Linked DNA regions of Homo sapiens: all the other regions are linked to region 1. Evidence: chromatin loops called from intact Hi-C (ENCODE). Cell type or tissue: PC-9. All regions are shown on one strand. Region 1 overlaps ATG5 (autophagy related 5). Region 2 overlaps ATG5 (autophagy related 5). Region 3 has its middle 100 kb from the start of LINC02836. Region 4 has its middle 82 kb from the start of PREP. Region 5 overlaps PRDM1 (PR/SET domain 1). Region 6 has its middle 160 kb from the start of LINC02836.

Region 1 (5,000 bases):
GCCTGGGAGATCAAAGCTGCAGTGAGCTGAGATCGTGCCACTGCACTCCACCCTGGGTGACAGAGTGAGACCCTGTCTCAAAAAAAAAAAAAAAAAGAAAGAAAGAAAAAAAAATCAAAACTGATCACTTGAGGTCCAACTTATGTTTACTATATCTACTTATATTCCCAAAGACATCTTAAGGAGAGATGAAATCATAAAAAGGTGAGGATGAGAAAGAAAATAGTAAGTCAGTAAGGTCAATTTTTACATATATTAGGCTAGCATAATAAAAATATGAGTGTCTTATTATTATTTTTTTTTGAGACAGAGTCTTGCTCTGTTGCCCAGGCTGGAGTGCAGTGGTGCAATCATGGCTTACTGCAATGTCTGCCTTCCAGGTTCAAGCAATCCTTGTGCCTCAGCCTCCTGAGTAGCTGGGATTACAGGTGTGCGTCACCCTGCCCAGCTAATTTTTGTATTTTCAGTAGAGACAGGGTTTCACCACGTTAAACCATGAGTTTGGCCAGGATGGTCTCAAACTCCCAAAGTGCTAGGATTACATGCGTGAGCCACTGCGTCTGGCCTAAAGTGTCTTATTATAACCAAGAATTTATTTGTGGAGAGAGGTAAAGAAAACTCATTTTTAGTGAAATAATTAAAACTGCATCATTCACAATCTATCTTTCAAAATGAGGTATTAACTATTTTGGCTTCTAAAATTACCCCATATACTACATGCATGAGCATGGGAATTGAAGTTATTTTATTCCTAAGTTTGAGACTTCATGTTTTAATGTGATCACTAAAAATTTCCTAATTGATGATTAGGAAAATAACTTTCTGTAAAATTCCAGAATTTTAGCTGTTTCAATCTCTTCATATTAAGGGGAGAACATTATGTTTTTACTTTCTGTGCATGCACTTTCTTTATTAGAAGAAAATGGACTGAGGGCAGTAAGCAACCGAAAAGGAAGAGTAATAAGAAGCCTGATGTGTGTGAAAACTGGAGAACAGTCTCAAATCATAAAAAGTTATGACAGAAGAGGCATAAAAAATAAAAGTAATGAACTTAATATATGAAAGGTAATAATGATTAAGAGCATAGGCTATAAAGCCAGACTGGACTCCCTGGATTCAAATCCTGGCTCTTCTAATTACTAGGTAGGTAACCCTGAGCAAGTTTCAATGACCAATCTTTTTCTCAATTACCTCAGGTATATAAAGGGGACAGTAACAGCATTTAACCCAGAGGACAATAAGGATTAAATAAATACATGTAAAATAATTTAAAACAGTACCTGGTATTCAATAAAGCGCAATAAATGTTAGCTGCTATTATTATTCATCTAAACTTTACTTTCATTACCAGCAATATTTTTTAATCTTAAAAATATTGAATAAAACAATGACCTAGCTTAGTAAATAAATTCATAATGAGAAAATGTTGATTTCATTTAATAATAACTTTAGTAGTTTGGGATAACACTTTGCATATTTTAATTTCCCCAGCTATAAATAACTCAAATAATTTGCCATCAGATGATCTGTTATTTTGAAGTTAACAAATAAAGCATTTCCTAAAAAAGTTCTAATACATAACTTTTGCTCTCATCTTATGTTTTAAAAACAAAATGGCAAATCATCTGCATCAAATAGTTCCTACTCTTATAACATGACAATTGTTTTAAAATATATCTGCTGGAAAAAGCAACTGAAGTCCTAGAAAATAGAAATGTAATTTTAAACTATTCCAATAAAGCTGGAGGAGGAAGGGGAAAAACATATCTGCCAAATAAGCTTATAATTAATAGTTGTTTTCAGTTTTCAAAAATCCACATAGGAAGCAATTTAAGCCTAAATTGCCTAAGTCTCAATCTCAGCGTAGTAGATAGCTTAGGGCAATCAAAACTTGCTGTGTTGGGCTGCCCCCTACAGGACTCAATTTACCTATTTCTTTTAAAAGGTGTGTAAGTAGGAAATATGATTCAAGTTTTACATTAACAATATTAATGCTAAAGCAGATGATTATCATTCACGCATTCACTATAGGAGGAAACAGTCTCTGAGAACCATCTATAGAGATACAGAGAGAAATGAAACAATCCTTGTCCTTGAGGAATTAATAGTTTACTGCTTACAGAGAAACTACATACATGGTGAAATATTTAAAAATAGCTCATGATATCCTCTATGATATTATGTTTGCTATAGAAAAAGAACAAGGCTGAAGATCTAAGATCCAAGTTCTACTGTTGGCTCTGCCATCAAACAATAAGCTAAACAATGTACAAGTCAGTTTTGGGGAAGCTGTCTTATTCCCAAAATGAGGAGGTTAAATTAGTTAATTCTTCCAGCCTCTATGGCTCTAATATTCCACAGTTACATTTGTCAAAACAAAAGGTAGAAGGAAATGTTTCAAAAACAGACTTCGCAGAAAGAACATCTATATGATATGAAGGGCTGGGGCATATGTGAAGAAATCAAGGAAGACTTCTTGAGGAAGGTGACATCTGAAGTAACTTTAGAAGCACTCTGGGAGCCAAGGCTATTCCCAGGAGTTAACAGAGTCAGATAATAAAAGATCAAAGATGTTTAGGGGAATAGCATGCAGTGTTATTTGGTTGCAGTCTAGCTATATTTTAGGAAACATCAAATTAATATCAGTATAAAACTCAACAGAATGGAGGGAGAAAAAGCAGGTAGAAAAATCTAAGAACCACTAAAATAGTTCATCTAGAAGATAAAGGACCCATGAGCTAAATCAGTGCAAATGGCAAGAAGGGAATAAATGAAGACAGTTCTGGTCCATTAGAACTGCAACTCAACAAAAGTGATCAAAAGAGTTATTCCAAAGTATTGACCTGGTAACTTGAAGAAAAGTAAAGAAAGAGGAAACTGGACACTGAAACAGAAGAAGTAGATTATGTATTTGGTAGTGAATGGAAGTAGATTGGTGGGACCAGTTAGAACCTCACAGAGAAGAACTATGTTAAGACCAGAAATACGGCCAGGTGCGGTGGCTCATGCCTGTAATCCCAGCACTTTGGGAGGCCTGGGTGGGCGGATCACCTGAGGTCAGGAGTTCAAGACCAGCCTGACAAAGATGGAGAAACCCTGTCTCCCCTGTCTGTACTAATACAAAATTAGCCAGGTGTGGTGGTGCATGCCTGTAATCCCAGCTACTCAGGAGGCTGAGGTAGGAGAATCGCTTGAACCCGGGAGGCGGAGGTTGCAGTGAGCTGAGATCGCACCATTGCACTCCAGGCTGGGCAAAAAGAGCGAAACTCTTGTCTCAAAAAACAAACAAACAAAACAAAACAAAACACAGAAATACATCAATTAAAAAAGTGAGCTATTCACCAGATATGTTCCACTGGTCATAAAACAAAAGAATACAGGAGGCATGACAAGCCATCATCATTGCTGTTAAAATAACTCACAGCAAAATTATAATGATTTAAGTCAATAACATCTAATAATTCCAGCTATAGTGTGCAATTTAATTTATTATGTGCCAGGCACAATAGTTTATTAAAGGTATTACCTCTAATTTTCACAATAACCCTATTTTACAGATTATAAAATGGAGGCCCAGAGATGTAAGGTGAACGAGCCAAATCACCTAGTTACCTGGAATATAAACTCAGAACTGCCTAAATCAAAAGCTCTCAATCTTAACCACATGCTATACTGATGCATGTCAAAGATTCAATTCATTCAGATTTTTCAAGGTTATCGGAAAACCTATGTAGATAAAAATTTCCAAAATAATCAAGGATATGTAACTTTTACAGAAAGCAATCACTGATCATCTATTGCAATACTCATGTTCTTAAGCAATATACTGAGTTGAAATTTTTATATTTTATAAATAATTAGAAAGAATACATTTTTTAAAACTTTAAAAAACACCTCAGTTTTTATTCTCTTCCCCAAATTTCAACAAAATCCATTTATCCAAACTTGAGGTTGAATCATTAAAGTGGTGATATCATCAGTAATAGCAGAGTGAGGACCCTGAATATACTCTCCTCCATAAAAGCAACAAGAACACAAAAATTCTCAAAATGAACTTTTTCTGAAATCTTTCAAAAGCCCCACTCTCAGAAAACTGTCATTATTTGATCTGCCAGTTCCCTAGAAAAACCTCCCTCATAGGACATTATTTGACTTGACTCAGAGCTCACTCAGTGCAAACAATTTTATCACCAGGAGAGTTTGTGGAAAATCAGTGGCAATTGTTAAACATCACATCTGCCATGAGATAGCAATAACAGATGGGACAAACAAGCTAACCAAAAAATTAAAAGAAAAACCTGGGAAATAAGAAATCCAAAGGGGGTCTGAAAAGTTCTAACATATTTCTGATAATCCAGAAAGCCATACACATGTATAGAGCTGTGTACACGCTCAAAAAACATCTACGAAGGCCCTAAACTCTCACCTATGGGAAACCCTGAGGCTCTGTACAAGAAGAAAGTAAAATCCAGTTATAAATTGCTTGCCGTATCATTGAAGGCAATGCCCCAACATTCACACATAGGCCCCTGGCAAAGATTGGAAGATACTCTAGTTCTAGGCATTCAAGAAAATCTCTTCTAATCATCAGATGATCACTAAACTCACCAAGCAGTAACTTTAGGGGCCTGTGTGATAAAAAATAAAAACCTGAAAGAATTAGTTCAGGAAAGAAACTAAACAAGCAACAGCAACAACAAAAACAGACCTTGGGAAAGGGGGGAAGCATCTGGTTTCCAGAGTTATTCTGTTATACTATATAAAATATTCAGGTCTCAACAACAACAAAATTACAAAGACATGCAAAGAAACAAGTATAAGCCACAAACTGGGGGGAAAAAGCAGCAGAAACTGGCCCTGAAAAAGACCAGATGCTGGACTTACTGGACAAAGACTTTAAGAGAGTTATTTTAAATATGCGCAAAGAACTAAAAAAAAGTTTATCTAAAGAACTACAGGAAAGTATCAGAACAATATTTCTGATCCTTCAGAAGAACCAC
Region 2 (5,000 bases), 77 kb after region 1:
AGTAGTAAGGATTTGAACCTGGAATACGGTCCACCCTTGGTACGTGTGGGGATTGGTTCCTGGACCTAGCTGGATACCAAAATTCGCAGATGCTTAAACCCTTATATTAAATGGCATAGTATTTGCATATAACCTACACACATTCTCCCGTATACTTTAAATTATTGCTAGATTACTTATAATACCTATTACAATGTAAGTGCTACGTAAATAGTTGTTATACCATATTGGACTTTTTGTGATTTCATTTTTATTGTTGTATTATTATTAGTTATTGCTTTTTTCCCCCAAATATTTTCAATCCATGGTTGGTTGAATCCATGGATGCAGAACCCATGGATACAGAACACCAACTCTTATCCAGAACTGTATTTTCTGTGTAAATAAGAGGACCCAACTAGCTAAAGACTCAGTGTATTGCCCTATAGAAAATGACTGCATAAGAACAGTATTAGGTCTATTTTTACACTTTGTTCTTTTTCTTCTTTACATTGCTCTAGTCTTCCATATTCAATTCTCGAAATGAATATATTTTAATATTTCTTTGCTTTTTGTTTTTTATTCATTACTCCATTTATGTGTGTGTGTATGTTTGTGCATGTGTGCACATTGGCACATGGTGTAGCAATAATGGATATTCTCAGAAGGGACATGATTCTAGTATAAATATCTGTACTCAGATAGCAAACTAATACAAGTATTCTAAAATCAGCACTGAAAGAATTTTCCCCATACTGGAGAACTACTGCCCAAGTTCATGTCACTAAAATAAATGCCTCCTATTCGGAAAGTTGCTGCATTCTGATTCACTGGAAACGGGATTACATTTCATTGTAACTGCAAGCATGTAACTACAAATGCAAACCAAAGTAATTTGATGATTGCTGTGAATACTGACTTACTCTATATGTAGGACAAACACAAACAACTATAGAGTAGCAATGTGTTTCACAGCTTTCTAAGCCCATTCTTATATATGAAAAAGTTCAAAAATAATGAAGGGATACCACATATATAAAATCTATGTAAGTCACATTTCAAAAATCTAGTTTACAGAATACATTGTTAACTCCTTTATGCCTAGTTTTCCATTATTGGAACGCTAAGCTTGTGGGAGTTATGTAAACTGTTCAAGGTCACTGACAAGGTCTGATTTTTCACACACAAAAAATTTTAATCTCCTGCATAAATGGGTTAAGTTCCAGAAATTCACAACCTTAAAAAGACTGGAAATAAGACAGAAGAATCTGTTAGCATTTATGATTAAAATGTTAAATGTTTTTTAAAAAATTATACACAGGTTTTCACTAAAGCATTTTGCTAAAATCTACTTTTGAAATCACAAAGAGTATTAAATTCTGAGTCATTCTATCATGTCTATGTTTAAGATCAACATCAATACAGCCATGGGACATTTAACAACATGGATATGTTCCGAGAAATGCATTGTTAAGCAATTTCATTCGCTGTTCAAACATCACAGTGTACTTACACAAACCTAGATGCCATAGCCTACTACGTACCTAGGCTACATGGTGTAGCCTAATGTTCCTAGGCTATAATCCTGTACATCATGTTACTACACTGAATACTCTAGACAACTGTAACACAATGATAAGTATGTATGCATCTAAACACAGAAAGGATACTATAAAAATACAGATTATCATCTTCTGGGACCACCATCCTAAATGCGGTCCATCATTGACCAAAATCATGTAGCCCAAGAGTATGTATTTTTTTTTACAATTCAAAAAGTAATTTCAACTTCTTCCTTTTACCACCTGTCCTGAAAGTCAATTTGCAGAGAAAAATTTCCCATTAAAGTTATTTATTTTACAGTTGACAAAATGAGAAGCTTGTTCTAAATTTCGTGCTTGAAGGTCTAAGATCTAAACCAAAATTAGGGTTTACTTACAAAGTATTCTTCGGAAGGACCAAGAACTGGTCTCTTAACATAATTCTAATATAAAACTAACAAATATAAAATGTGAACACCAGTTGTGGTAATAAGAAACTTCACCCCTTAAAATACAATGTTAGAGCACCCTCTGCTGACTAACATCTCAGTCTGAAGAAAGAGACTCTATTTTGAGTTAGGCCAGCACTTTCCATTTCCCATGTAATTTTTAAAAGCTAAAGATGCAAAGATAAAGCTCTAATCAGACATAACCTCCTTGTAAGCTCTCTACAAATCGACAACAACAAATGTATTGAGTATTCATTATAAGTATACCACTGTTCTTAAATTTTTTTAATTCTAATTTGGACAAATTGATATAAGCAATTAGAGAGAACAGATAAGATGGGAGAAAAATTTTTAAACAAAATGTTAGCAGGTGTGGTAAAAAGAGCCCTGAACTGATACTCTCAAAATCTGGGTCCTAACTTATTTGAACAAGTTACCTTACTTATTTGAGTCTCGGTTTTCCAAATAAAAGCAAGGGGCAAATTTAGATTCATTCATTCATTCATTCACTGAACAAACATTTACTTATCCCCTCCTATATGCTGCTGGTTTAAGTACAAAGAAAAATGATCCAAAATCTGAACCTTTTTTAACACTGACATGATGCTCAAAGGAACTGCTGCTTATTGAAGCATTTCGCATTTCAGATTTTCAGATTTGGAATACTGTAAGTATATAATACAAACATTCCAAAATCTGAAAAAATCTGAAATCTGAAAGACTCTGGTCCCAACCATTTTGGATAAAGGATACTTAACCCATATTAACTCACTTAATTCTTGAAACAAAGTTACGAAGTACAAGGTACCATTATCATTGCTGTTTTACAGACAAGAAAACTGAGATACAAAAAGGTCAAATAACTTGCCCAAGGTTATACCGCTAGTAAGTGATGAAGCTGGGATTTGAAATCTGGTTTCTGACTCCAGAGTCAGCATCCTTAATAACCATTATGTTACAATACACAGTTATAACATGACAAGAATATAGGAAGTACACACGTAGTGTAGAGATGGCACAAACGTAGAAATGATCACTTTGGGCTAAAAAGAACCACAAAAAAGGTCATAGTTAAGCTAGATGTTAGAAGTATGAGCTACAGGAGGGAATATATGAATGAATAATTAATTACAACCAAAACAAAGGATGCTGGAAAGAGCAAAAAAGATTTATCAAATTAGATGAGCAAAGAAACGGAAGCCCAAAACATTATCCCACATTCATTAAAACAAGTAGCTTAGTACACCTGGAAAGACCTGGAAAGAAGTGGGATCATGGACAACCTTTACACACACATCATGCTTTAGTGTTTGGCTTTATACTGTAGATGATGGTAAGTCAGAATAGGGTTCTTGAGGACAATAACAATGTTAGATCTGCATTTCAGAAAGAAAAATTATGGCACTGGGGAAGATAAACTAAAAGTAATAGTATTAAAAGCAGGAAGACAAATTAAGAGGCCACTAAAACAATCCATGTGAGAAATCAGATGGGCCTGAATCCCGAAAAACAAAGCAGGGAGTTTAAGGCATACTTAGAAGCCAGAATCACAATCTAGAGGCTAGATGATGAGGGAATCAAGAGTGGAGACGAACATCAACAAATTTAAAAGATCCAAAATTACAGTGAGCTCTTTTTTTACTACAATAGAATCAAACTAGAAATCAATAATGAAAAGATAACAGAAAAACCACTAAATGTGGAAATTAAACACATTTCTAAAAAAAACTAAGATTCCAAAAGAAAGCCTCAAAAGAAAATTTTAAAAATACACAGACCCGAATGAAAACAAAAACAGAACATATCAAAATTTATGGTCTATACTAAAGCCTGGCTGAAATAGATATTTGTAACACTAAATGCTTGTACAACATTGTGAATGTAATTAACACTACCATGGTTAAGATGGTAAATTTTGTTACATGCATTTTACTACAATTTAAAAAAGAAATTAAGGTAAGAGCTCAAAAAAATAACCTAAGTCCCTTTTCAAGAAACTAGAAAAAAATAATAAAACCAAAGGAGCAGAAGGAATAAGATTATTAAAAACAAAAAACAGAAACCAACAAAATTGGAAATTTTAAAAAGGAGAGAAAAATCCATGAACCACAACACTGGCTCTTCAAAAAAATAAGTAAAATTGGTAAACCTCTAACAAAGCTGACAAAAATGAAGACAACACTACAGATCCTAAAGTCATTCACAGACAAGGAAATACTATAAACAACTCTATGTTCATAAATTAACAACTTAGAAAAAACAAACCAACTCCCCAAAACCCATAAACTACCAACACTCAATGAAGAGGAAATAGGCAAGCTGAGTAGATCTATATATATCAAAGAAATTGAATTGGTAATTAACATGCTCCCCAAAAAGAAATCTCCAGACCCAAGTGGTTTCACTAAAGATATCTATCAAACACTTAAAGAATTGACAGCATTTTTACACGACCTTTTCCAGAAAATACATCAGAACAGAACACTTTCGAACTCAGTTTATAAAGCCCGTATAACCCTAATGCTAAATCAGACAATAGAAAAAACAGAAAACTACAATCCCTCTTATGAACATAAGACACAAAAATCCTCAACGAAATATTATTTGGCAAACTGAATCCAACAATGTATAAAACTTATTACATTCCGTGACCAAATAAGATTTATTAAATGTATACAAGGTTGGTCCAACATCAAAAATCCATAAATGTCATCTATTATAGCAACCAGCTAAGGAAGAAAAGTGATACAATCATATAATTAGCACAGAAAAGGCATCTGACAAAATCCAACATCTATTCATGACAATTGTGAAAGACTAATACATTCCCCATAAAATTAAGAACACCAGAAGATGTCCACTCTCACCACTCTTATCCAACACAGTACTAGAAGTTCTAGCTACTCCAATAAGGAAAAAAAAAAAAAGAAGAAAAGAAATAAAAGGCCTACAGATTGGAAAAATTATATAATTTCTATTTGCAGATGTCAAGACTGTTTACATAGAAAACCCCAAAGGATCTACCAAAAAA
Region 3 (5,000 bases), 490 kb before region 1:
GGAACTGCTTCAGCCCAGGAGTTTGAGGCTGCAGGGAGCTATGATCATACCACTGTACATCAGCCTGGGTGACAGAATGAGACCCTGTCTCTAAAATATAAATTGTTTAAATCCCATAATTTTACAAGAATAAAAAATAAGGGACTACATAGTCTAAGGAGAGAAAAGCTTTTCAGTGTGTAACACCAGACAAAAATATAAATAAAAAGGCTGATAAATATTATAAAATCATTTTTCACTGTACTTAAAAGAAACACCATACACAAAATTTGAAAACAATAAACTAGGGGAAAATATAGAGGTTAATTATATTAATTTATATACATTTTATAAATCAGTAAGAAAATGACTATTATATCAACTTTTTAAAAAAGAGTATATTCCAGATTTTGACAAGAAAGTAATATAAATGCTTCATAAATACAGAAAAAAAATCCAACTTGATTATTTAAAAAGTAAGGCAAGTAAAAGTACAATGACATGTTCAAAAGAGCGAACAATAAATAAGGAAATGTTAATGGCATATGTTCAAAAAACCTCCGCACAGAAAAACAGATCCTCGATAAATACGTGCAGACTGTTTTCTCCCCACTACCGTCTGTTTTGCAAAGCTTTTTCTGAAAATAAGTATCAGTTTGACACGATAGGGGATATTAAGGTCAGATGATTGCTTCATTATTTACTTTAATATTGATGCTTGCCTCTGATCTTCAGTTGGCTGTCCTTAACAAGCAAAACCTATAGTCACTTTAAATACCTTAAAATGTGATTTACTGTAACTCTCTTGTAACTAAAACTGCAGACATTTAAAAGTCAATATAATTAGAAAGTTGCTTTCTGTGTATAAGTTGTATTTTCACAATTAGTGTCCCCAGTGTGCCCCACTTTGGGGCAGATCAAATTATACTACAATGTGGGTGTATTTTCCTTAAAATATTTTTTTCATTTGGAAAAGACAACTCAAAATATTATGCATATATTTTAAATTCTCTTTTCAGAAAGAAGAAAACAATGCCTCCCACTACTCCACCCAGCAGTCTCCCTCCCACCCCCTGGGGCCATGGTTACAAAATTTGAAGAAATTTTCCATTTCCAGTTTGGATGCCAGATTAATTCATTCCTCTGTTGAAGGATTCCAGGAGCTCCAGCTTGGCTCCTGGTCAATTCGAGGACACTGGGAAGGTAAGGGTCAGAACCAGGCCTAACCTAATGAAGCACGTGTCCTCTTTAGTAGGCTCAGAATGACCTGGTCCCTAGGCTCACTTGAAGATAACTAGGCTTCTCTGAGAATCCTGTGAACCTAACATCACTCGAATTTAGTATATGTGAGACTCATTTACTCCTAGATTCAATGCTCAGAGGGTTGGGTGGATTCAGATTGCCTTCAGAAAATGAGTTAAAGATCATGGAATACATTCGCTTTAGAATTAGCAGGGATGAAAGGGAAAAAAGAACAGGCTTTACAGCATCAGGTAAAATTCAAGTATAACAAACCTGTGAATCTGACAAATCATTTCATGAGAGGGTAATTTTATGGAAACAAATATAGTCCTGGAAACAATGTTCACAATCTCAAGGACCTGGGGAGAGAAGAAAACTAACAACAGGAATAAATTATACATTAGGGAAACAAACACAGTTGATGGGAAAGGAAGGTTTCACCTTCAGACAGCTCTCCCCATTTTGTTTCTTTCTAATTCCAGCTCCAGATCCTTTTTGGTATGTGCATTCTTGTCTTGGTGAATTGTTTGGAGATTTATTATTATAATAATTATAATTTCCTTGTGGGGATGGTTAGAATATTTGTTGGGGAAAAAGAAAAAGAAAGTTGAAAAATTGTTACTACTTAATGGCAGGACATAATGTCTGTTAAATTCTATGTTGCAATCACTTTTTCAGTCTTTCTCCCCAATGCCAACTGCCTACAATTAGTTAACTTTATTATACAGACTAGCAGGCGCGTGGAAGGAGACTAATAAAAATATTTGTTGAGTTTATTATCGAGAAAATGCTTCAACTACTTTCCAAAAAGCACTGTTATCATAGACCAGTGTCTGTCAGGTCATATAAACAGCTCTGCTACGAAGCATGTTTTCTTTTGAAGGGATTTATTGTCATGCAACTTTATACTTTGGAGAAAAACACAGATTTATCAGTAAAGAATATGAGTGTGAAGCTTGCAACTTGCTATCCAGAAGAAATCGTTAAAGAGATATCTTTAAATGTATTCAAATGAGATTGGTTTCCATAGAATGAAGGAAAATGTACAAATCAACAATTTATGAGCATTTTTAAATCTTTTATTTCTTGAAACTGATAATTAGAAGAAAACCCAAATTTAAGACCTTCACTAATTTTATTGAACATTTATTCAAAATCTTATAAAACATCTTTTATATGTGAAGACAGATAGATAGACGTCACTTTAACGGCTATTGTTGAGAATTCAAGAATGCAGAAAACAATTCTTATAAGTCATGTATCAAGTAGTAGGTCCATTTTTTTGTTTTATTTTTAGTTGGGCCTAGTAGTTATTCTTTTCTTTCTTGAATAGTGCCGCTACCTGCCTAAGAATCACAGCTCACTTCCAAGACAGCCATTTCAATGGTGGAAAAGGATTAACAATAACAGATTAATCAATCCCAGGAGAATTTTCTCATTATCCCCAAGGGATGTATTCCTGTACTCTGAGGCAATAAATCCAATTGTAGTGGGGCCATATCTACCCATTGCCCTTACTTAATGGTTATAATGCTTTTGACACAATTACTGTTACTAACTTGATGTGTCTTTATCTTTGCAGTACTAAGAAAATAATGCAACATCAACTGAACATAAAACCCCATTGCTTTCGTTAGAGAAATAAAAGATAACAGCATACTTGAATGGGTAGACTTACCTCTAGAAAGGGAAAATTTCTGTTTTCTGTGGAACTTCAGAGGCACTTTTCTTGTGGGTTAACCACTAGAGGGCATCATGAGGCTATATACTTAACACTTGGAATATTGATTACTCGAATTAATTATTCTTAAAACACTGTTCTTCATGTTCACAATTCTCATTTAAATGAATAAAAATGGAGGTGTAAAAATCATTTGTCTTCAATTTAATGTGCATTAGGAATATTCAGCAGAAATGCGACAGAGACTAAAACTCCAAGTTACCAGGTCCGTTGAATCACACACCAAGAGAATTCATCTAATTAAAGGGTGGATATGGCTAACAGAAAATGGGATGCTTCAACATGATTCTGGAAGCAAAGTAAATACCTTAGAAATTTATTATCTATTCAATCATTTTTTTCATCATAAGCATTATGAGCCAAGGACCAACATTCAACTAATTGCCACTCTGGAGACAGCCATTTTCAAAGTTCAAACTGTACTTCTCAGAAAATGGAACAGGGTGATTGCTACTTCTTGCTATAAGATCTCTGGATTTCAGCTCATGCTTCATCTCTAACCTGCCAGTTTGGGTGCTTCCTTGACTTCTTTCCTGAAAATATTTGGCAAAAGATGGCCAGGCCATGTTGCCTTTTGTGATACAAGAAGTGCCTTGACTTAAACAGGGGCTACAACAAAGTATTTGACCTATTATGTAATTTCTCAAGAAACCTGGCCTAATGTGGGTTTAACTATTATTTTAGTATTTTTTAGTCAATACATTTTATCTTTTAGAGAAGTTTTAGGTTCACAGCAACATTGAGTGGAATGCGCTGAGTTTCCATATACCTCTGTCCCTGCCCCCTTCCCCCATAACCTCCCCGACTACTGACATCCTGCAGCAGTGGTATATTTGTTACTATTAATGAACCTGTATTGACACATCAGTGTCACCCAAAGTTCATCATTTACATTCGGGTTCACTCTTGGTGAAACTAAGGGTTTTGACAAATGTGTATCCACCTTTGCAGTACCATACATGCCCTAAAAATCCTCTATATTCCCCCCATTGACCCCTCCCTCTGCAGTAACTGCTGGCAATCACTGATCTTTTCACTGTCTCCATAGTTTTGCTTTTTCCAAAATGTCATATAGTTGAAATCATACAGTACATAGCCTTTTCAGATTGGCTTTTACTTATTAATAGGCATTTGTTTCCTCCGTGTCTTTTCATGGCGTGATAGCTCATTTCTTTTTAGTGTTGAATAATGTTTCATTTCTTAGGTATAAAACAGTTTGTTTATCCATTCACCTACTGAGGGACATCTTGATTGCTTTCAAGTTTTGACAATTATAAATAAGCTGCTATAAACATCCACGTGCAGGTTTTTGAATGAATGTAAGTTTTCAAGTCATTTGGGTATTGTTTTATTTTTAGCTTATCTGAGCTCTTGAGGGAAGAGAACAATGCTTCCTTAGAGTTAACTAAGGTTTAGCCTTTCTTTTGGCTTATGGAGAGCCATGCAGCGTTAGGACTGAAAGGAAATTTGGTGGCCTAATCCACTCATTCTACTTTAGGAAACTGAGGCACATACACATGGACTAGTTGTTATTCTATCCTTTATAAAAGCCTAGCCTTCCTGGATTTTGTTTTTCGGTGTGTGTGTGTGTGTGTGTGTGTGTGTGTGTGTGTGTGTGTTTGCTTTCAGATGTCACATTAGTTCTTGAATGACTAGTAAATTTTAAAGATCTTTTGCCCATTGGGTTCAGTCTCAGATTTTGCCATTAACTTTTTGATACAAACCATATAAGCATGAAAAAAATCCAGCGAATAATTTTTAAAATGCAAAGTTTGGAATGAGAAGGGGCATGGAGAAGAAACATGGTCACCTGGGTTAGCAAGCTGTCCTGAATTGGTAGTTTTAACTCAATACCGCTGAAGACAATTCTCATCTTGCTGATGACCCAGGCTACTCTGCCCCAAACAATCCTCAAAGCAGGGTACTGGCTTCCCATCTGGAAAATCAGACACAGTAGTATAACTGGATGCTAAATGAGACCTCTCCTGTTACCTTCCTTTCAGCTGAGGTCCCAAAGCTGAGAATCATAGGTGATAAC
Region 4 (5,000 bases), 740 kb before region 1:
AAGACCCAAAACCAACTATAATCTGTATATCCCGTAAAAGAAAAATTACAAATTCTGATGTAATACTTAAAATTATTATTTCTTAATTCCAAAGTAACTGCTTTTATGACCAGCAAACTCCCAATGGTTAAAATTATTAGCTCAAGACATTTTGCTTTAGTTTAGACAAAAACCTCTAAGTGGCCTACTTTCATTTTCAGTTGGTTGAACAGTTTGTGGTTATATTTGAAATACTTTTTAAAAATGGTCTTGGGTAGGGAGTCAAATTAAAAAACCAAAAAATGCCAAACCTCAGTTTTTGAAAACTGTTTTCCTGAAGACCTGTCTAATCATTCCAATAAGGACACAAAGACATCGACCAATCACATAAATTCCTTATAGTCTCAAAAGCAACAGAAGGCCCCCCCCCCCACTCCCCTCCTCCAATGCAGGCAAGTTTTACATTATTTCTTAGATTAGCTACACATCTTGTTTTTCATGAATTTTAAAAACACATTTATGCCTCTCTGAGGCAGGAAGAATGGGAGTTAACAGCTCAGAAGGAAAATCATAGTGACATTGGACCACATGCCATCTGACGAGGGGATTACTTATAGATGATGTGTGTTCTCTAGTTATCCCTCAAACTCCCCTTGGACGATTAACTGTCTGGTTGGGAGGTGAAGGCTAAGACAGACAGATTAATAAACAGCTTTTCTTCACAACCAAGTCATTTGTTGAATAAAATCTATGGGAAAGCTGATGCCATAAAAGAAGTTAGATAGCATCACCATGGCATTATCGCCCTGGTTATCCCTGAACTCTGGAGACTTAATAATCTTCAAATAAGTAGTATTTAAACAAATCCCCTTTCAAAAGAAATGAAAAACTGGAGAGTTTATTTAATAACCACCACAAACATGAAGTGGTATAAAAAACTCTGCTTTCATGATTTAATTTTGATAACAACCAAATGTGCTGAGTAAGTCTTCAAGTCCCAAAGTTCAGCATTTTTTTTTTCTATTTTCCACTGCTTAATCTATTAAGAAAAACTAACAAAAATGATTGCTGCTGCTTTTGGATCTTTGAGCGTAATTCATCTTGTTTGTTTAATGCACGGTGAAGAAAGCTGGTTAATGGAGGTTAATCAGCTTGGAACCTGCTCAAGGACAGCACGTTGAGGTTTGAGAAGGGTGCCCTATGCCATCACAGCAGTGCAAAATGCAACAAAAAACGTCTTGCAGCTCTCTGTTCAAAGAGTCATTGCATGATAAAAGAGAAGGCTACAGTCTGACTCATGATGTACTGAAATAATCTGATATCTCTGTTTGGCTTCTCTAAGAGCAGAATTTCATGGAGTCTGGGATCATTCTGAGGGGCATCCATTAAAATGTGAGTGTGAGTTTTGCTTTTTTTTTGGTCTGTGTGCAGATTTCTATACAGTTATATTCCTTATTCTTCTTTTGGGTTACAGGCCCCTTTGAGAATCTGATAAAAGCTATAAAATCCAGAAGAATGCACACACACAGAAGTTACACATCTTGTTAGGGAGCTCCACCAAGTCCCTGAAGCCTGTCTGTGAACCCCCTGTTGCACGTACAGACAAGACCTTGTCTGATTGATGAATTCATCTTGCATTTTTATAACCTTTCCAGGCTGCCTGCATTTTATTGGTGCTTTTTGGCAAGGGAGCCAAGACTCCTAAAAAAATCTACAAGCATGAGATTCCTTGAAATGGAGAGGTAACAAACAAAGAAAGGAACAAAGTTAAAAGCCCGAGAACCCCTAAGATTTCATTCCTTCAGGAAAATCTGTGTCATAAATCACTTCTCCAGGTGTCTATATTTGACTCTTAGTTGTTTGTGTGGGAGTCCTTCCCTTCACTTTGCTGCCTCCACCTGCTTTCTCCCTTCCTTCTCACCGACCCCAGCACAGGCACAGTGTTACCTGTTCTGTTCTGTTCTGCACCAGTGGGACAATGTTGCCAACTGCCTTCTCATCTAATTTGTGAAACCAGGTCTCTTTCCTCCAACATATACAATCTTGTGTCACAGGATATCTTCCTCTTTCTTTGGAAAAGATATCTTCAAGAAGATAAGTTCTGAACTCAATAAATATTTTCCTTTCTCAAACTAGTGATAGATATAGCCCATTGACTCATTTCAAATGCCAGAGATTGCACTTGTTTTCATCAGTACGAGTTTGCCCTTTATGCCTGTGAGGAGCTAAGTATAAGCCAGTTTCACACACCCCTCCCCTTTTAATTCAGCGCCTTGTCCATATCTCCACACCCCAAAATGAGCAGTGTCTGTACGATCTTACTGGCTCTTAACCTGAGGAAGAGAGACCTGTGGTCATCTCCTATTTAAATGTTTTCTCTTTAAGTGCAGTTTTCCAATATTCCACTAGTTGGGGCTCTATACAAAGGAAAGAAAAAGAAGGGGTTCCTGCAGAATTATTTACTAAGAAAACACAATATATGATACCGCTAAACTATTTTCTGAGGCCCTGGAAATAAGCGCGTTAATTTAATTTTTGTTCCTATATACCAACCATGAAGTTGTATTATATCGCTATATCAGACGTGCTTGCTTTGCTTACATTGGTTAGAGAAGTAAAACCAAGATTATCGCTTTTGATATGATTTGCAGGTAACCAGCTTACCCATTGCGTAGTTATTACAAAATATGAAATTATAAAGTGCGCAATGGAACATTTGCTACGCAAGTGGTAAGACCATCTTCTTTGTAAGATTTTTCTAGGACAGTCATCTTTTAAACCCTTGTTGTTTGATTGAAAGTCTTTCCAGTCTTGAGAATTTGATTTCTGTGTCAGCCTAGGACCAGAGTTTGGACAAGATGATCTAATATCGGTTCCCTCATGAACCGCTGGGAAACTGACTTGGTCCATGCTAACATTTGCTTCTCTCTCTCAGCTTTTACTTACTTTGTGTCAGGTTGAAAGATTACCTCGGACAGTCACAAATAATCCAAGTCTCCCAGTGCTTTGCTTACCCTTGCTTGTTGTAGGTTTGTTTATCCTGTCTTTCTCCACCTCCCCGGAGATCCTTTGGCAAATCTGATAAACAATTCCTTTTTCTTGCTCAAGGCAGAAAGTCCAATCGAATACAATGGGAGGCCAGACTTGGCTGAAATGCAGGCTGCAGGTGTTCTCAGCATTGTGGTCATCTAAACCAGATGCTGGGGGAGTTGAAGCACCTGCTTCCCTTCTCTGTGTACACTCCGGAGACTACCACTCCTGGGTAGGCTGGGCCAGAGAACCAGGCTGAAGTGAGCGACGTACATACTGCAGCATCCTTTTGACAGATAAAATGAGTTGCTCTAGAAACAATTTCTCAAAATTCCCCTTTAAGTCCTCAAACACATACAGGTTGATCTGCTATTCTCTCTCTCCCTTCCCTGATATGACACCACTATTCCTTCAACACACACACACACACATACACACACACACCTGACAACAGAGCCTGCTTCAAGCAGATACTCAGAGACTCAGAGGCAACTTTATTTTTCCCCGGATTATCTAGGAAGAAAAGACTGGCTGTGGACAAGATGGTGATGACTTTTATGGTTCCGATAACAATGAGACAGATGCCAAAAGGCTTGCATAGCCTCAAATTTTATGAACATTTCTATAGGTGTCATAAATCTCTGAACAATCCAGAGAGAACATTAAATCTTCTATCTTGAATGTTGAAGATTAATAAGAGTTCAGGGGAGAAATTGGTCCTGAGGCAAGGTGACTATGTTATAAGCAGCTGCAGAGGTTGGCTCTGGTATTTTCATTAAGATGATTCTAAGTTGTATTATTTCAGCTCTAAATGTTAATAACACATTGACAGCAGGCCTGTGCATGTGTAGCCAAACCCTTAGTTGTATACCTGCACGAGTCAAGTTCCGTCCTTCTGTTAATATTTTTTAAAATTTTTATTTAAACAAATATTTAATTGTTTTGTAGGGACAGGGTCATGCTGTGCTGCCCAGGCTGGTCTTGAACTCCTGGCCTCAAGTGATCCTCTTGTCTCAACCTCCCAAAGTGCTGGGACTACAGGCATGAGCCACCGCACCTGACTCCTGCTATGACTATTTCTATTCTGATTTCAGTGTTTCTTTTTACCGCAAATACTCTTCTGGGACAGAGATAATGCTTTGCATTGATACAGAGGGATATATTTTATCTGTATATCTTTGCCCTCTGTTCTAAAAGTCAGCTGAGAAAGTTTTTGTCTTGAGGATTGAAGCCCCGACCCTGCTCCGCTCTGGAGGTTTCCATGCAAACATAGGCAGTGAGGGCCTAGGCCCAGGCCCCTTGAAGGGGAGGTATATCCTGGACCTCAGTCCTTCCCAGCACCCCATCTCCTCCCTCCAAGGGAAACTTGTCTCTTACCTGAGCCTCTATTGATATCAGAGCTTGAGGAAGCCCTTTAAATTTGCTCCCTGTATCTCTGTAATGCACAGACACATTCTTGTTGCTACACGCCCAGACCAACTCTACATTCAAAATAATAATTTTTCAAAGGAGAGACCTGGGGTAGGTTTGTGATGTTAAAAGATAAAACTTGGACAAATTAAATTTAACAGAGTTTAATTGAGCAAAGAGCGGTATGTGAATCGGGCAGCCTCCCAAATCAGAAGAGGCTCAGAGACTCCAGTGCAACCATGTGGTGGAAGAAGATTTATGAACAGGAAAAAGAAAGTGATGTGCAGAAAACAGAAGTGAGGAACAGAAACAGCCTTATTGGTTACAGCTTGGAGTGAGCCTTATTTGAACATGGTTTGAATAGTTGGCCACCCTTGATTGGCTGAAACTTGGTGATTGTCACTAGAGTAGGTTACGGTCTGTTTACACATCCACTTAGGTTATAGTTCACTATATAGAGAAAGCTTTGGGCTGAATTTAAAATATGTAAGGAGGTGGCTTTAGGCTACACTTAATTTAACAGTGGGCATGAGCGGGAAAGAGGGTTGGTAGGCTGGACAAGAGTGATAAATCAAAAGAAA
Region 5 (5,000 bases), 130 kb before region 1:
GAAGAGAAGTGTACATACATTGTGAACGACCACCCCTGGGATTCTGGTGCTGATGGCGGTACTTCGGTTCAGGCGGAGGCATCCTTACCAAGGAATCTGCTTTTCAAGTATGCCACCAACAGTGAAGAGGTAAGCCTCTGGTTTATTGACAAGAAGATTGGGGACCTGGTGCCAAATCTCCCTACTTGCCCTTGAGGCCTTGTATATCTCTGAAAACCTCTGAGAATCTGTAAGTATCAGTAAATAATTGATTGCTCTATTCAATTCTTGCATTGCTTTCTCTTTCCCTAAACCATTTCCTTCTCATTTCTTCCAGCCTTCAACTGTTCCTCACTAATTAGTAAACAGTTAAATATTTTGGCAAATTGGCATGTCTTAGAAAAGCAACTTGCAGCATAGGGTGGGTGAAATTGTCAGTGAACTTCAAGAAAGCTCTGGGCCCACTGGCCCTAGTGTCCCTGTTGTACAATATCTCTTAAGGGAGAAAACTTTTTCTTGGAAAAAAAAGTTTTAATATTTCTTTTGTCTGTCTTTGGTAATTAGTTGGCTTTACTCTTTTTAACAAGCCAGCTTTATTAGCTGGGTTTCTAAAACTATCCTCAAAACTTTGACGTGTTTATGAAGTGAAGTGATGGTATAAGCCGAGAAAGGGGGTCATGTAAAAGTGTCCTCTGTCTGGATGACTTCAGAGCTAACCACTGTTTATCTGCAGCAGCTCCTTTGCTGGGGCTGGGCTGGCAGGCCAATTCCTTACTGGCCTCTGAAGTGGGTACACTCTTTGTTGTTTCAAAGGGGATGAAAACCCAAACTTGGAATGAGCAACTGATTTGTGTTTACCTTTAATATAAAGATTATAGCTAGGCGTGATGTTTAGCTGTGAAATAACTTGCAGAACCACCTCTTGTTTTCAGAATTTGGCTTACTGTAGTTGCACTTACTAGTCTACTACTGGGTTGAGTTGAATGAAAGGACCCCTCAGCAGACTTCCCATACCACCATTAGCACAGAGCACTGTCAATTCTATTACTTCCTTCAGAAAGTAGGGAAAGGGGATGGTTGGCCGTAGAAATCCAGAATTTGCTACTGGGACTATTCCTTACAGCCGTGTCAAATCACTTTCCCCCTTCCCTAAGGAACAGTATTTGAAGGAATCCGGGAGACTAGGAAATGCTTTGTCTCTTTCCTGTTTGTGTGTCTGAGTCCAGTGTTTTTGGTGAGGGGGAGACACAGCTGTCTAAAATTAAATAGAACAACGATGCTCAGTCTTTCTTTTTTCCCCCACTGCTGCGTGAATGGAGGCAGATTTTATAAAAAATAAAATTTAAATTCTAGTTGTAGTTGAATGTTACCAAAAAATTTAACCCCAGAGGTCAGCCTTAATTATACCTCTTCCTGAAAGTAATGCTCTTCTTATAGAAAGTCTCTCAATATGTGGCCCTTGGAATGAATGTAGGATTTGTTTGGGTATATGAGGTTTGACTATGGCTTTAAAAAGTGTAGTGTGTTTTTTCCCCATATCAAGTTTGACCAAATATTCGTCTGTTCCCAAGCTTCGTTTGTGCTGTGTTGCCCTGTCCAGTCCTTTGGGACTGAAGTAAAAATCTCCATTCTGTGGGTCATCTTTGCCTTTTAATTCTATAATGTTCTTATCGTCAGTTCAGCTCTTAGCTTAAGTTTTTCAATTTCCGTCATTCTCCTTTAAAATCATAGCTAAGTCAAGTAATGCTCTTAGATCATTTAGTTCAAGGTTCAGAAAGACAGTCACTTACCCAAAGGCATATAGGTAAAGCCAGACCGGGGACTTGAAGCAAAGCTTTTCTGACTTCTCCAATGAGTGCTTCTCGATTATGCTACACTGGCCCCTCTTGGTGTCACTGTGGTTTTAGTTATCATCTTAATATATTTCAGACCAATCCTTAAGCTATTTTGTGTTTTTTTCCCTCTGAATGTATAACTTCCTATTTCAATATATTAAGCAACCAAAAAACAGACAATGCCTGTGTTCCTGAAGAAGGTCCTTCGAAACTAACCTAAGAGGTGAGGGTTCTCTTATCCTATTTCCCTATCTTGCATTTAACTGAAGCGCTTGAATAGAGGATAGTATGTCTTTAAACCCTAATCATAAAGTCAAGCAAGGAGTAAACTTGAATGTAATACTGTCTTAAGCTTACTCTGGAATTTGTACCTGTTTTTCTGTTTCTCTCCTTTGTTTTTGAACTTTGGGAAAGGACAGCTTCCTTTAGAAGGTGAAAGAGGATGGTGGAGTTGAGCCATTAAGGGTAGGATAGCTGCAAACTAGTTCCGGGACAGCAACATTAAGGATTGATGAAATGTTTACATTATCTTTATTCAGTTAGTTCTTTAAGTTCCATGAGCCATTGAAATAGGAAGAGTCTTTCTACATGTACTTTTTATCTGACTTATTAATCTTGCCCTTCTTTAAATGTTTTCGTTTAAATAGCAAAAGATGTTACAATATGTACTATTGTGCTGACATACCGGGGAATTTTTTTTTTACAAGACCATTTTTCATTATGAATTTGTACCATGTGTCAGCACCTTTTTTTTTTTTTTGGTTAAAACAAAACATACAAATCATATTTCTGATCTTGACCCTCATTTTTAGATTGGGTTTAGAATCATTCTGCACCTTTAATGAAAAACTGTTCTTACTTCCTATTTCCAGAACTGAAATCAAATATAGACCTACTATTCAAAACTTTGAAAATGTTTTAAACTGATGGGTTATTCTTTTATGGGGGTTTTCCCCTTGTCCTCCTGAAATAATCTCTTATGACTACTTGACTACAGAAAAATCAGTTCAAGCATTTATATTTTAGAAGCGTTACCCTGTAGAGTTTCTGCCGTCGGTTGAGACTGCTTGCACTCAAGAGGCACTGTGGCTCTGTGAGTCTCACCTCCCTGTATCGTGGCTGATAAACATCAGACAGATTGTGAGGACTCCTTTGGTGTCCATTCTGATCGAAATCCATTATTAACTCAAGCCATCTGTAAAAAGTATCTCACCATAACATGCAATTCTCTCTTCATGTTGCCTTTTATTTGAGAAATGATGTACCAAGGCATCACCATGTCTCCTTTAATAGAAAGATAATGAAGAAGGAAACCTTCTCCAAACAACTTTGTTCACTTCACTCCTTTTAAAAATGGGGTGATTGCCGGGCGCGGTGGCTCACGCCTGTAATCCCAGCACTTTGGGAGGCTGAGGACAGCAGATCACCTGAGGTCAGGAGTTCAAGACCAGCCTAGCCAACATGGTGAAACCCCATCTCTACTAAAAATACAAAAATTAGCCGGGCGTGGTGGTGGGCGCCTGTAATCCCAGCTACCTGAGAGGCTGAGGTAGGAGAATCGCTTGAACCTGGGAGGTGGAGTGAGCCGAGATCGTGCCATTGCACTCCAGCCCAGGCAACGAGAGTGAAACTCTGTTTCAAAATAAATAAGTAAATAAATGCCATTGCACTCCAGCCCAGGCAACAAGAGCAAAACCCTGTTTCTAAATAAATAAAATAAAATAAAAATGAGGTGATTGCAGGCTGAAGGTCTTGGTCACTACTGAGTTCTAGTTCTCTCAAGACAAATATTCATATGGTCAAAACAGAATTATAATCTAACGAGTCATTCTTATAGAGTGGGATTCGGGGAGGGAAAACAGATAGCTAGTAATTTAAATGATCTTAATGTAATTTGGGGAGAGGATGATCAGATGACATTTAGACTTGGATATAGTTTCTGCTTCAAACCCACGCTGTGTGTGTCTGTTTGCATACTCTCTAAAGAAGGAATTTGAAAAAAAAAAAAAAAAACAAACCTATATTGTCCTTGTTATCAGCCTTCCATTAAGCGCTCCAACTCAACCCATCCTAAGCTGTCAAATCTCCTTCATTGTGTAAAATTGAAAAGAAGCCCTGTGTTTTGTCCGGAAGCTGTGGAAACTGTGGACGGCGGGGTGTGTTCTGTAACTGAGGCCACAGACAGAAACAAATCTGCTCAAGTGGTGGAGGGGTCTGCACCGCACATAAAGAGCTTCTGTGGGAGCAGGTGAAGCAAGGAGGTATTGAAGCCGGGTGTCCTCTTGCTGTTGAGTTTATAGAAGGCACAGAGCGGCCTGTCCCCAGCAGTAATTCTTTAGGACCCTGGTCAGTTCCAGTGAAGTTTCCTTCTTGAGTTAGGTGAACACATTCTTTGTCTTTTTAGCACTGTGAAGTTTAAGCTACACACCAAGTTCCTCCTTAGTATTTGCTTGGTTCAAAGATAAACTGTTACAAACTATGGGTCAGGGAGATGGGTAGTCTAAGATGCACATTCTGGATCTTTCTAGGACCAGAGGGAGACTTAGTACTTGGTTTTTTCACTTCCCTTTAAAAACAATCCTGGTTCCTGTTCCCCCTCCAAAGTTACCTGGACAAGCACCATAGTCTTAGAGTTTCAGCTTTTATGGCGTCTGTGTCTCAGACGTGCATTTGAGATGAAGATGTTTACTGTATATTAGAACGCTAGACTTAGAATGGATATAGGTGGTTTGTAAGTGCCTTCCAGTTTTGAAATTTTATGATTTTGTATCTTTATCTATAGGTGTGAGTTTATATGTGCCCTATAGCACTGTATGTAATTGAAATTTAAAATATTAGGGCGCTCTGTCCCTTTCCTAATGATAAGCTAATATTGAAGCTCTTTAATTTGTCTGGGGTTTGAGGATTATCATAGACCTCTCTTCTACCACAGAGCCTTCTCTTTTTAATTGTTCTCCTGTCTTGCCTGTTGAATTGAATTTGTAAGGTTAGAGATGGCAAGAGCTACTTCCGGTGCTGCTTTATAGCTTACTAGTGATGAGTCTATAGTTGTGCTCAAATAGGTATTGGGTAGCTTATGCTTTCTAGTTGACTTCTTTTTGGGCACAAGAAAATGTGTGTAAGATGGATAACTGAAAACCTAGAGGCCCATTCTGTAAAAGAATGGCAATTTGGAAGAAGAACCAC
Region 6 (5,000 bases), 430 kb before region 1:
ATGTTTTCCTACCACCTAGCCTCCTCTATGTAAGTGCAGTTTGCTATACACGGCAGACCAGGCACTTCTCAGAAATGGGAAGGTCAAGTGATATTATCAGTGGTCAATATATCACTCTATTGCTGACTATAATATGAACACCCAATAATTGTCTCCATTTCAACCAGGAAACTGGTTGGGTGTGACAAATGTGCCCTTGTTACTCCAGAGGTCTCTGAAAAGCTTTGCTCTGCCATTCATGGCTTTTGAAAACCAGAAAATGACTCAGTTGGATTTGATTTAATTACCTTACAGAAACCACCTTTGAGGGCCAGACACGGTGGCTCACACCTGTAATCCCAGCACTTTGGGAGGCCGAGGTGGGCAGATCACCTGAGGTCAGGAGTTCGAGACCAGCCTGACCAACATGGAGAAAATACAAAAATTACAAAAATTAGCTGGGTGTGGTGGCACATGCCTGTAATCCCAGCTACTCATGAGGCTGAGGTAGGAGAATTGCTTGAACCCAGGAGGTGGAGGTTCCAGTGAGCTGAAATAGCACCATTGCACTCCAGCCTGCACAACAAGAGCAAAACTCCATCTCAAAAAAAAAAAAAAAAGAAAGAAAGAAAGAAAGAAACCACCTTTGAAACCAGTGAGCCTGTGAATGGCAAAGGGGAACTCCAGCAGTTTGGAAGGAGGCAGGAACAGGCTTTCTCTAAAGAGAGCCAGTCTGTCTGTGACCACGGAGAAAGCAAGGTCTAAAGTTCAGGGACCAGTTCATGAGATCTGCCTGGCAGTGCTGCTGCGGCTGGGGAAGGAGCCACTCTTCTTATGTAATGGGAAGGAGGCTTACAACACAGGCCACCAGGAGTGGCTCCCAGTGAAAGCGACCTGTGCTCTACAGTGGCTGTCTGCCATGGGAACTGGTTTCACAGTCAGGTCCTGCTGTGTTGGCATCACGTTTCACGAGGAGGGCTTTAGAGATCTTTCATTATTATTCCAGAAAGAAAGATTATTAATCAGGTCAGCACCAGTCCTCCCATTTAATCAGTGGAGAAACTGGGGTGAGCATTTGCCAGTTCTAGCTGCATTCTAAGGTGAGTGACTTTGAAGCATCCTGCCTGGGATGCTGCGGCCCAGCCCCCTGGGCCCAGCCAGGGTCCCCTAAATTGTGGCGAATGGTCAAATGTAAGAAGTGAGGGAGACACTCTAGATCTGGAAGGAATTCTTCTTCTGGTTTCAGGGATTTTTTTTTTTTTTTTTTTTGGTGCTGGGAAAAGGGAAGGGAACTGGGGTGGTCTCTACTGTTTCCGAAATGTAGATTTTTTTTTACCTTAAATTGTGTCAACCCAGAATATTTTTGCATTTTTAAAAATTATCATGGGACTATATTCTGCATTATGAACAATTTCCAAGTGTGACTTCAACTGGAAACTTTATTAGCTCATTCAGGCATGACTCGTGTCACTTAGCAAACTGCTGCTTCAGTGAAGGAAATAAATGTACTTTCAGGGGTGCACTGCGTCTGACACGCAGAGGAGTTCTTAATTCTGCCCACAAGGAACCGGCCTATTACCTATTATCACATGCTTAAAAGGAAGGTAGCAACTATTCAAGTCAAGTTTTGCAGTGAGGAAAAATAAAATGTGACTTGCCCTGTAGAATAAAACTATTCACATTTGTATAATAGACATTTAAAAAGCATTTTCACATAGCACAAACATAATACCAAGCATAATTTTTTTAAAAAAAGCATTTACTTAACATCAACTAAAGTAAAATATTTGCTTAATCTAAAAAAGCATTTTTATATATAGCTAATGTAATCCTCACAACCATCCTTGTTTTATAGATGAAGCACCCTAGGCTCTGGGGTGTAAAGTAACTTGCCCATAGCTTCTCACATGCTCATGTCAGAGCCTGAACAGTCCTCAACTCCAGTGCTCCTTCCTCCTCACCTCCACTTCCCCAATTAAAGAGGGAGTCAGGCTTTTTCCAACTAGTACTCATCTCTAATTATGAGACAAAATGCCTTCATCCCCCTTTCCCAAACAAGATCTTCCCCTGCTCTGAATTTTTGGTGAAATAATAATTCCATAATGATACATCTTCTTCCTTCACTACTCTCTCCCCAACCAAGTACAGTGCCTGTCTCCTATTGCAATGGACATTTGTGAAAGGAAGGATAGGAGAGAGGAAAGCAAAAAGAGGGTCAGGCAGGAAGGGAAGACTCAGAAAATTCATCTTTTCTCATTACCCCAGCAACTAACCAACCCTAAGTGTTTTGAAGCACTTAATAGGTGCTCTGTATTCCGCTAGGATATAAGAGAGGTGTCAGTCAGGGATCCCACCCTAAGGAAAATTATAATACAGCAAAAAGATAACAAAAAATGGATCAAGTAGAGAAGAAAACAATGTGAGACAGACCATTCAATGGGGAGATGAGAGCTGGAGAGAGGAGAGCAGGGAGCCAGGGGAAGGCTCTGCAGGGGAGGGGCTCTGGGGCAGCATGAGGCTGCCTGAGGTCCTGCCTAGGGCACCGAAGAAAGCGCAGGAGTGCAGGCTGACACAGGATCAACTTGATTCCTTGTGTTTTACGTGCTCTACGTGAGAAAGGCTGAGAACCCCAGAAGGTGACACTGGCTACTCTGTAGGCATGAAGTGACTCCGTGAGTCATTGCCAGAATGTCAAAGGGATTTCTTAGTCAGGAAACAGTCTCTGCCTTGGTGTTGATCAACAACTTAGACAAACAGAAGTCTAAAGAGCAAACAGGCCAGCACAGAACCCCGGCCCCTCGGACCAGGCCATGCCCCACTTACTGTAAATGCCCTTGGCCACACCCAGCCTCTCACCAGTGCAGTGAAGCCTGAGACTCCTGGACCTACGACTCTGCTCTTTGCCCAGCATTTCACTCAAGGGGAATTGACTGACACTGATCCAAAGCACAATGCACACACTAAGATATGTTCAAATAATAATAGTAACTTGCGGAGTGGATTTGTCACTTCCAGGTAAAATATACAAAAAGCTCCATCCACGACACACTGCGTAATTCCCATTAGGCAGAATATGACAGACATAACTTGAAATTAAAAATGACATTCTGCATTGGAGGAAAGGTAGCTTTCATGATTTAGACAGAAACAGTTTTAACAGATAATGTTTACCTCCTGTTGGACAAACTTGTGACCTTGAGTAAATGACTTAGTATTTTTGGCCTCAATTTTCTCATGAGTGTAATGCTTAAGCGGGGGGTAGGAATAATCTCTACACTTCCCTTACAGCTTTGAGATTCAGTGAATCTAATCTCTGTATATCCCTGAAGTAGAAAACAACACTAAAAGGCCTGTAATCTACTCATAAAGAGCATTCAGGTCCCTGAATATTTGGAATGACCAGTAAAGCAACATCAGCCTGCTTCTCAGAACTCTCAAATGGTAGACCATAATCTCTTTCCTTATAACTGAGATCAATCAAAAGACCTGGAGATCTGGCAATACTACGGGAGGGTTATTTTAGTAGTGTTTGTTTTCTTGAAGTATTATCAAGTCATTTTTGCCCTAAAAAAAAAATCGCCAAATAATTCTGCAACCAAACATTCAAAGTATTGGCAAAGAAAGAGATAGAGAGAGACAGAGAGAGAGACCCAGTCCTTAAACTGGAAGACAGATTTTAAGTCCACTTATTACTCAGATGACCTTTGATTCTCAATCTTCAGGACCTCAAAAGCCTTCCTCTCTTAAAAGGGGGAAGGAGGCAAGAAGAATGCCTTCCATGTCTAGCTCACAGGTTTGCCTGAGGGACACAGGAGATAGTTGGTGTAAAAGTGCTTCATAAAACTTAATGTGTTCTACAAATGAAAGGGATCATATTTTTTATTGCAAACCATTGTTCTTGTGACTGGAGGAAGCTGGATATATAAGCACAGTAATCGCTTAAACATGTGTTATAAACTTAAGCCTGAAAGTTAATGCCTTTAGCAAAGGAAACATTATTTTTATTATTACCATTATGGAGAGGACAAAGAGAATTCAGTGTTAATCTGAAGGAAACTCACCAGTGGGAGCTCCACCCTGAAAGGATTATTAAACTTGTGACAACACAGGTAACCAGACAACTAGAGCACCTCCTACTTTGAAGCAACACTGGTGATGATGGCATAACTCACCCTTTCCTTAGTATCGGGTGCAACTGGCACCAAGAACAACACCCATGCCCAGGTGACAACTGCGCCAATATGGGTCAGCATCTCACCTCCTCATCAAGAGTGAGCCCAGGACAGAGACCTGGAATGCCAGGGTGAAATCTCTACCTGAGGGGTCTTAGTCGCCCAAGGAGATCTACAGAAGAGCTGAATTCAACAGCTATCTGCTATCCCAGGCCAGACAGCTTTTCCACACAGAAACGAATACCTCTCTCATCTGAATTGGAATACTCATGACAAGTAGCCAGAAGAGTCATCGGTTAAAAACAAGGGTTGGGCTGGGTTTCTCTTGACTTTCTGCATGTCTTGCAGGGCAGAACTTTTCCTGAAAATCCCGATGTTCAGATGTTTACAATTACAGGCAATGAGGCTCAAAGAGCCAGCCTCATGGATCACTTGTGTTTTATTTTTGGTTTTGTTTTCATTAGATGCAACACTGAGCTGAGCCTTGAGCCTTCCAGGGAGTTGCACAACCTCAGCTTTTAGAGATTGTGTTTCATGGTCACGGAAAAAAAAATAATTGGATTTAATAGGTTTTCACAATCATATTATCTGCTTAACCTTCCAAGATCATTACTCACTTAATTGTTAAGCCCCAAGGAAAGATCATAGGGTAGGGGTTATGCTAGTCAGTCATTACAATTTGAGAGAAAAGCAGATTCTTCACGACTGATGTAAAATCTGAATGTAATATCAAACGTTTTAAGTGTTCTGATTTAAACCCCTTATATTTGAAAGAATTGGGCTCCTTTGATACTTGTTCTCATTACAGAATGAAAACTTGCATGTTATATATGATGCTTATGTATTTGC

The links. Hi-C counts contacts between places; a loop is a spot of excess contacts. Peaks named below come from ENCODE experiments on the same cell type or tissue, not always from the same donor. Only the 100,000 strongest peaks of a DNase experiment are listed, where the experiment ranks them.
Region 2: a loop joins it to region 1, with 2.4 times the contacts of the local background. A loop is called at or near these places in 7 of 110 quality-filtered maps.
Region 3: it touches region 1 in a loop (12-fold over the local background); 55 of 110 quality-filtered maps call a loop at or near these places.
Region 4: a loop joins it to region 1, with 12 times the contacts of the local background. A loop is called at or near these places in 71 of 110 quality-filtered maps.
Region 5: it touches region 1 in a loop (15-fold over the local background); 36 of 110 quality-filtered maps call a loop at or near these places.
Region 6: it touches region 1 in a loop (3-fold over the local background); 9 of 110 quality-filtered maps call a loop at or near these places.

The regions. Positions count from the first base shown.
Region 1 is chr6:106,221,607-106,226,606 of GRCh38, forward strand. The region is part of intron 6 of ATG5 (autophagy related 5); the gene reads right to left. Among named protein-coding and RNA genes, the nearest start is that of ATG5, 100 kb to the right of the region's middle. In PC-9, CTCF peaks have their summits at 1,914 (motif pointing left) and 2,113; a DNase peak (open chromatin) is centred at 1,895; H3K27ac peaks cover 611 bases.
Region 2 is chr6:106,299,092-106,304,091 of GRCh38, forward strand. The region is part of intron 3 of ATG5 (autophagy related 5); the gene reads right to left. Among named protein-coding and RNA genes, the nearest start is that of ATG5, 24 kb to the right of the region's middle. In PC-9, CTCF peaks have their summits at 2,050 (motif pointing left) and 2,251; no DNase peak of the experiment used is centred here; H3K27ac peaks cover 574 bases.
Region 3 is chr6:105,730,785-105,735,784 of GRCh38, forward strand. No RefSeq gene overlaps it. Among named protein-coding and RNA genes, the nearest start is that of LINC02836, 100 kb to the left of the region's middle. In PC-9, CTCF peaks have their summits at 2,957 (motif pointing right) and 3,157; no DNase peak of the experiment used is centred here.
Region 4 is chr6:105,482,494-105,487,493 of GRCh38, forward strand. No RefSeq gene overlaps it. Among named protein-coding and RNA genes, the nearest start is that of PREP, 82 kb to the left of the region's middle. In PC-9, CTCF peaks have their summits at 2,384 and 2,586; a DNase peak (open chromatin) is centred at 2,378.
Region 5 is chr6:106,088,321-106,093,320 of GRCh38, forward strand. PRDM1 (PR/SET domain 1) reads left to right here. Exons shown (of 7, transcript NM_001198.4): 2 at 1-129. Among named protein-coding and RNA genes, the nearest start is that of PRDM1, 4.5 kb to the left of the region's middle. In PC-9, no CTCF peak of the experiment used is centred here; no DNase peak of the experiment used is centred here; H3K4me3 peaks cover 89 bases.
Region 6 is chr6:105,793,619-105,798,618 of GRCh38, forward strand. No RefSeq gene overlaps it. Among named protein-coding and RNA genes, the nearest start is that of LINC02836, 160 kb to the left of the region's middle. In PC-9, no CTCF peak of the experiment used is centred here; DNase peaks (open chromatin) are centred at 873, 1,423, 2,653 and 4,693; H3K27ac peaks cover 5,000 bases.